Regions from separate parts of the Mus musculus genome. Here region 1 is linked to region 2. A link is a loop called in an ENCODE intact Hi-C map of the cell type or tissue named here. Cell type or tissue: left cerebral cortex. All regions are shown on one strand. Links, peaks and the distances in the headings refer to the core of each region. The heading gives the core; the rest is flanking DNA.

The links. Hi-C counts contacts between places; a loop is a spot of excess contacts. Peaks named below come from ENCODE experiments on the same cell type or tissue, not always from the same donor. Only the 100,000 strongest peaks of a DNase experiment are listed, where the experiment ranks them.
Region 1: it touches region 2 in a loop (10-fold over the local background); 2 of 42 quality-filtered maps call a loop at or near these places.

The regions. Positions count from the first base shown.
Region 1 is chr7:123,731,574-123,734,677 of GRCm38, reverse strand. No RefSeq gene overlaps it. Among named protein-coding and RNA genes, the nearest start is that of Gm30335, 140 kb to the right of the region's middle. In left cerebral cortex, for the core only: no CTCF peak of the experiment used is centred there; a DNase peak (open chromatin) is centred at 1,410.
Region 2 is chr7:123,804,581-123,807,684 of GRCm38, reverse strand. No RefSeq gene overlaps it. Among named protein-coding and RNA genes, the nearest start is that of Hs3st4, 180 kb to the left of the region's middle. In left cerebral cortex, for the core only: no CTCF peak of the experiment used is centred there; a DNase peak (open chromatin) is centred at 1,820.

The DNA of each region.
Region 1 (3,104 bases), core at 303-2,802, 73 kb after region 2:
TTCTTCCTCTTCAAATGTTATTTTATATTTTTTTAACAGCATATAAACCATTGGGTTTCGCTGTGGCATCCTCGATCATCGTCTATCTATGCTGGCCCTCCCCAGTCCCTTACTGCTCCAGTGGTCCCCATTCCTTTCATGTGAGGTATATTCCATTTATCTGTTTCCCTCCCACTCCCCACTCACCTAAACATCTCTCTTTTCCCTTCTATTGTCCATTTCCTATACCTACATCCTACATACATGCTACACATGTATGAAAAATTAAAATGTGGGAATCATATATGAGAAAAATACTGGTATCTGTTTTCCTGAGTCTTGATTACTTTCTTAATACAATAATTTCTAGTTACTTCAATGGAATGCTACAATTTTATTTTTTATCATGGAATAAAATTCCCCCTCTATGTGTGTGTGTGTGTGTGTGTGTGTGTGTGTGTGTGTGTGCGCGCGCGCCATAATTTATTTATCCACTATTGATGAGCACTAAGACTGGTTCCATTTCTAGCTATCTGGAACAGCGCAACAGTAACTATTGGTGCACACATGTTTCTGTGGCCAGACTAACACACCTTTGAGCACCCTCCCAAGAGTGGTATAATTTCTTCATCTATCTTTCCTGTAATTATGTGTATGTGTTAAGGAGTATGGAATGTGCCAATGAGTGCAGATGCCCATGGACACCAGAAGAGGGGGTTGGATCCCCTGGATCTGGAATTTCAGGTAGTTGTGTGCAGTCTAACATGGATGCTGAGAACCAAATTCAGGTCCTCCAGAAGAGCAGCACACTTTTAACCACTGTCACCTCTCAGTCTGATTCTTCTTCATCTTAATATATCGTCTTTGAGACATTATTTCTTTTCTTTGATTTTCATTAACTAATCTGATTTTGGTAAGGAAATATTCACACTCTTTTTCCCTGAATAGCTACGTTTTTCTGGACCTACATTTTGAATTTCTTTCTTTAACAGATTTAACTATCTTTGGATGGAAGTTATATCTTTTGTAGAAGATGTGGGCTAACGGATGGAGTGAGGGGCAGCCTGGGAGAGTGAGCTAGGACATCTGGCCATTCAGAATTAGGTGTTTTGTCTCAGAACATTCTTCCCGACTTTGGTCTCCAGCCTCCTTTCCCTATTATGTGCATCTTACTCCTTATTCAGATGCTAGCTCTACTTATGTGCATTTGGGAAGACTATCTTACCTTGCAGTAAAATAGTGTACCTCCCCAGCTTTAATCTTGTGACTTAGTGTTTATTTTCCTTCTGCCTGCTTCCGTTTCTCCGTTTCTCCCCTCTGCTACACCCATGTCTTGCTTCTTGTTGATATTGCATGCCTACACAGTTCCTACATCACCTCCCACCACTGTGTGGCATTTTAATGGACTCAGGGATGGTTTTAAAGCCCACTCATACTCCTGGATTTTCAGAGACCATATGTGGTGCTTATATTTGGAGAACTCCACGTGCTGACTGAAATCTGTAGAGCTGCATCTCCTCTGGATGAAATGACTCAATATGTTCAGATTTAACTGTATCTAGCAGGATAGGAGTTGTAGATTATGGTTGGAACTTTGTGTCCTTCCTGGCTTTATCTAATGTAGAATTGCACTTGTTGGCTGGATGATGCTTTTCTCTTCAGCTGGATTGGAATGGGCAATAAGGGGGATAATGTACAGGGAAGAGTTTTGAGAAAGGAAGCTACTCAAGCCTGAGGACAGACAGGATAGCCTAATGAGAGGATAGGCAATGGGCCATGAGATGAGAAGGTGGAGGAAAGACCTAGGACTTCAAAGCCAGAAGCTCACTGACAATTCAAGTGATAAGTCTGGATTGAAGCATGTGTGGAAGAGAAATGAGCTTAGACAGAGACAGGAACTCCAAAAGAGGGATACTGATCTGGAATGTCTCCCAAAAGCTCAATTTAATTTAGGTGTGCTCCCTGATGCAGTCATGATAAAAGATGGAGCCTTCGGTGTGTAATTGGATTGTGAGAGCTCTCACTTCACCTATGCATTATGCCATTGGCGGATGCAAAAGTGAATGTGCTACTGAGGATGGTGATGATGAAGTGGGACCAGGTTACAATAAATAGGTATTGGGAATATAGACTTAAAACCATATCCTCTCCTCTCTCCCTTCCCTTCTCTCTTCCCTCCCTTTCGTCCCCTTCAGTTTCTTGCCCTCCATCTTCTTCTCCCTCTCTCTCCTTCCTAGCTGCCACAGTGAGCAGATCTACACTTCTTCATTCTCCATTCTCCCCTCCACAGTGTTCTGCCTCACCCAGGAACTCGAAAGCATAAGAAACTTGGACTAAAACCTCTGAAATCCTGGGCCAAAATAACCATACCCTTCTTTCAGGCACTTTATATTATATTTTCTCTCAACACCAGAAAGCTGACTAATCCAAAATGAAAAGCAAGAGACGATTCTATAAAAGTTAATGAAAAGCAGATACTGTAGAAGTGAGAAGGAAATAAACAAGGTAATAGTTTAAAGACAAACAGAGTTCCAAACCGAGAGCTAATTAGCACAGCCCAGTGAAAACTCAAGTGTGATAAGGTCTCAAAAGCTGGCATTGCATTAAATAATGTGGCAGTCACTGATAACCCTAATGAGAGTTGTTTCAGAAGCTGGATGGAAGGAGAGCCTCAATATCAGAGGGCTGGTCTCTGAATAGAACATTTCCAAGTATCATTGGCCAATAGAGAAAACATTAAAGATGCCTGGCTATAAACAAGAAAAGAAGTAAGAGAGAGAGAGAGAGGATTGATCAACTTAAAGGAAATCTCTCATACAATGATCTACCATATATAGGAGCTATAGATACCCCTATGGAAACAATAACTCCGATTTCTATAGCAATTTAATTCAAGGGAATTTTTGCCTCCATGGGCTCATTTCAAATTCACCTCACTAGGCCATTGCAATGTTACTGACGAGGAAACGAAAGCCAAGAGAGATAAGAAGGAAAGGGGTTTCCAAAGGATAAAGGGAAGAAAATAATTACCATATCATTTTGACCACAGCTTGCTTGGGCACAGCCCCAATACTAAGGCCCTTCTCCATTTCAGCATCCTTGAAGAGAGCAAGGTAGAGGCAGTG
Region 2 (3,104 bases), core at 422-2,921:
AACTTTGTATACACAGCAAAGAGACTGCAATTCACAACCCGGAAGGGTCTCAAGTCCACGAATTTGAACTACAGTATTTCAGAAGGCTTTCGTTGGCAGGCAGTTCAGTGGATGGGCATACAAAGTGCACATGCATGCTCAGAATAAGGCCGCAGTAATGGTGCAGAGCATAGCACCAGCAAGCACCACCTAAGCACCTTGGGTTCACCGTGTGTTCACTTTCAAATAAACTTCTCATTTTTGTGTGTGTGTGTGTTCTGAGATGTTTTTATTCTACTGCCAAAATTCTTGTGACCAGCCCTACATTGAGTTACATAGCCCCACATGGGGTTACAGCCCTCGGGTTAAGAATCTGGACTCTGTGTGTCTGCATGGAATTCCCAACTCTCTGATCTGGTAAAGTGGCTGTCGTACAGAAACTGCACTTTCATGTGCTGGATCTGCACATCTAGTTTTTATTATCCATGGCAGGCTTCCTCGGGGTGCCTGTGTCAAGGGTGTGCAAAGTGTTGCGAGTTTTCCCATTTTTTGATTTTTTTTTTCCCTTTAGTGTACTAAGCATTTGTTTTTTCCCTCTTGAGGAGAAATATAAAGAAGAAAGAGCATTCACAGATTTTTTTTTAGCCTAATTGAAATATTCTTTGCATCAAATATGTTCAATGTAGTAGAAAGTACAGATGTTATTGCTTTAATTTTATAACCCAATTATTCTTTTATTCCTAGTTGTCTTCAGGATAAATTAACTCTTATCAGCTATTCAAATAGGTAATTATCATAAAGCTAAATGCCACACAACCCCATAATCCATGTCAATTTATAGAGTCAGCTGGAGTGAAGCCATGCTCCGAGTCAGAGGAAATTCCAGATTTACTCTCCCTCAGCATCCCCCCCCCCCAAAAAAAAAACACCCAAGTGAGATTTAACAAGACATGATTTGTTCTGTGAAGAAATGGACCCAGAGATGGGCTTTCACTATAGCAGAATAAATTCTAAACTTGAGGCAAAATATAATGTGTTTGTACACAGGTCTGGAATTAAGCGGCTGTGTGACTTTGTCCAGCTTACTGCCTCCCTCTGAGCCTTCATTTCAAGCTCTCTAACAGACGGTCTTAGAAGGCATCTCTGGTCCCAGAAGATTTCTCTTTATAGTTTACAGGACACAGGATAGACTGGGTATGTTGTTTGTGCCACCCCAATCTCATGTAGAAGGAAACAGTACAGTGGATTGGCTAGATGTTGTCCCTTGGGGCTTCATCTTGGTCATATCACATCATATCATATATCATGTATCATATATTGTGTAATTGACAAATCAAACAAACAAAAATCGTATGTGTCCCAAACCTTAACTGAAAGGAAGCTTGGAGACATGAGGGAAGCTGGAAATGTAGCAAGCTGCTATGTCTAACTCACACAGAACATCATACCAATCTCATAGCAGCTCCTTATTCTCTGGGAGCCATTTTAGGCCAGTTGGTCCCTTGTGTCTTAAACCAGAAAACAGAAGACAAGATAGCACCAAACTCTACCAATCCGAAGCACAGGGTCCTTCTAGGTTTTAAATTTAATTTGAGAAGTTCAGAAACATGGTAGAATGAATGACTCTGTATGGAATAGCTAAACTGATTCAGCAAGTTTTTTTTATGAATAATTAGAGAGGGAATTTAAATGACTCTGCTAAAATCAGATATTTTCCTGGAAAAGCCCCAACAGCTCTGTCTAAAAAGTTACTGTGGCAACATGTGGGACTGAATTTCAGAACTCTAAGACTGGAATCAGAGAAACCAATTAAGAGGCTGTTGTAAATGTGGGTTCAAAAAATAGTAAGTTCTTGGCCAAGGTGGGTGAAAAAGGGAGTGCAGTCCAAGGATCTGACAGCGGATGAATTTGAAGCCATTCAGGACAGAATGGTTGTGGGTAGGAAACCCAAGAATTCAGCAACTGGAGGAGGAACCATCCCACCATTCCACAACTCAAAAGCATATGAATTAGTCTTAGAAAGTAAAACGCTTTTAATCCTAGAATAAAATCAGCCTATGTGTTATTATCTTCCACAAAGAGGAAACAAAATTAACACTTGAAAAACTATGCAATGATGCATGCTTTAAAGTCTTTGCATTCTCCCAACACATGGGCAGTGCGTAAAAGAGCTCATCTCACGGAACATAGAACATGAGCTCAGACCTCCTATGGAAAGAAAGGCAAGAATGAGCAGCCCTGTAAGATACTACAGGTGCAGTAGTGGCACTCATATCTTGGTAGTAACCAACAGCTCTCTGCTTGAACTTAAGGCCTGCTCAACAGGAGAAACTTTTTGCCTGGTACTGGGAACCTAGGCAACTCCCCAGGTCTACTGATGATCTCACTGCCACCACTTTAGAGGACCAGCATACTCTCTAACAGCACTCTAAATACTTTTCCTTTATCTACAGATAACTACCACTTCTCATCAAAGAACCTTCTTTTAGCTTCTGCAGCACGTGGAGACAATTACAGAAAACCACAATTGGCAAACATAAGAGATCAAGTGATCATAGGGTGCCCAGCTTTAACAAATACATCTGCAATGCATCTCCTGCACTGAACATCATGGGAGAGTGGAAGGAAAGACCGTAAGATCCAGAGGACAAACAGCCAAACATCAGGTGGAGCTCAGGAAACCCCTCAGAAGAGGGGAAAGAAGAATTATAGGAGCCAGAGGGGCCAATGACACCATGAGAACAAGGCCCACAGAATCAAATATGTTGGGCTCATAGAGACTGAAGCAACAATCAGAAAGGCTGTGTGGGTCTGAGCCAGGTCCTCTCATATATGATATGGTTGTTTAGCTTGGTGTTTTGTGGGACTCTTAACAGTGGGAGTGGAAGTGTCTCGAAATCTCTTGGCTGCTCTTGGCACTCTTTTCCTCCTACTTGGTAGCCTTGTTCAGCCTCCATATGAGGATTTGTGCCTAGTTTTATTGTAACTTATTATGCCATGTTTGGTTGATATCCCTGGGAGGCCTGCTCTTCTCTGCAGGGAAACAGAAAGGAATGTACCTGGGAGAGAAGGGAGGAGGAAGGGAAGGAAACTTGACAGGAGTGGAGGGAGGGAAAACTCTAGTT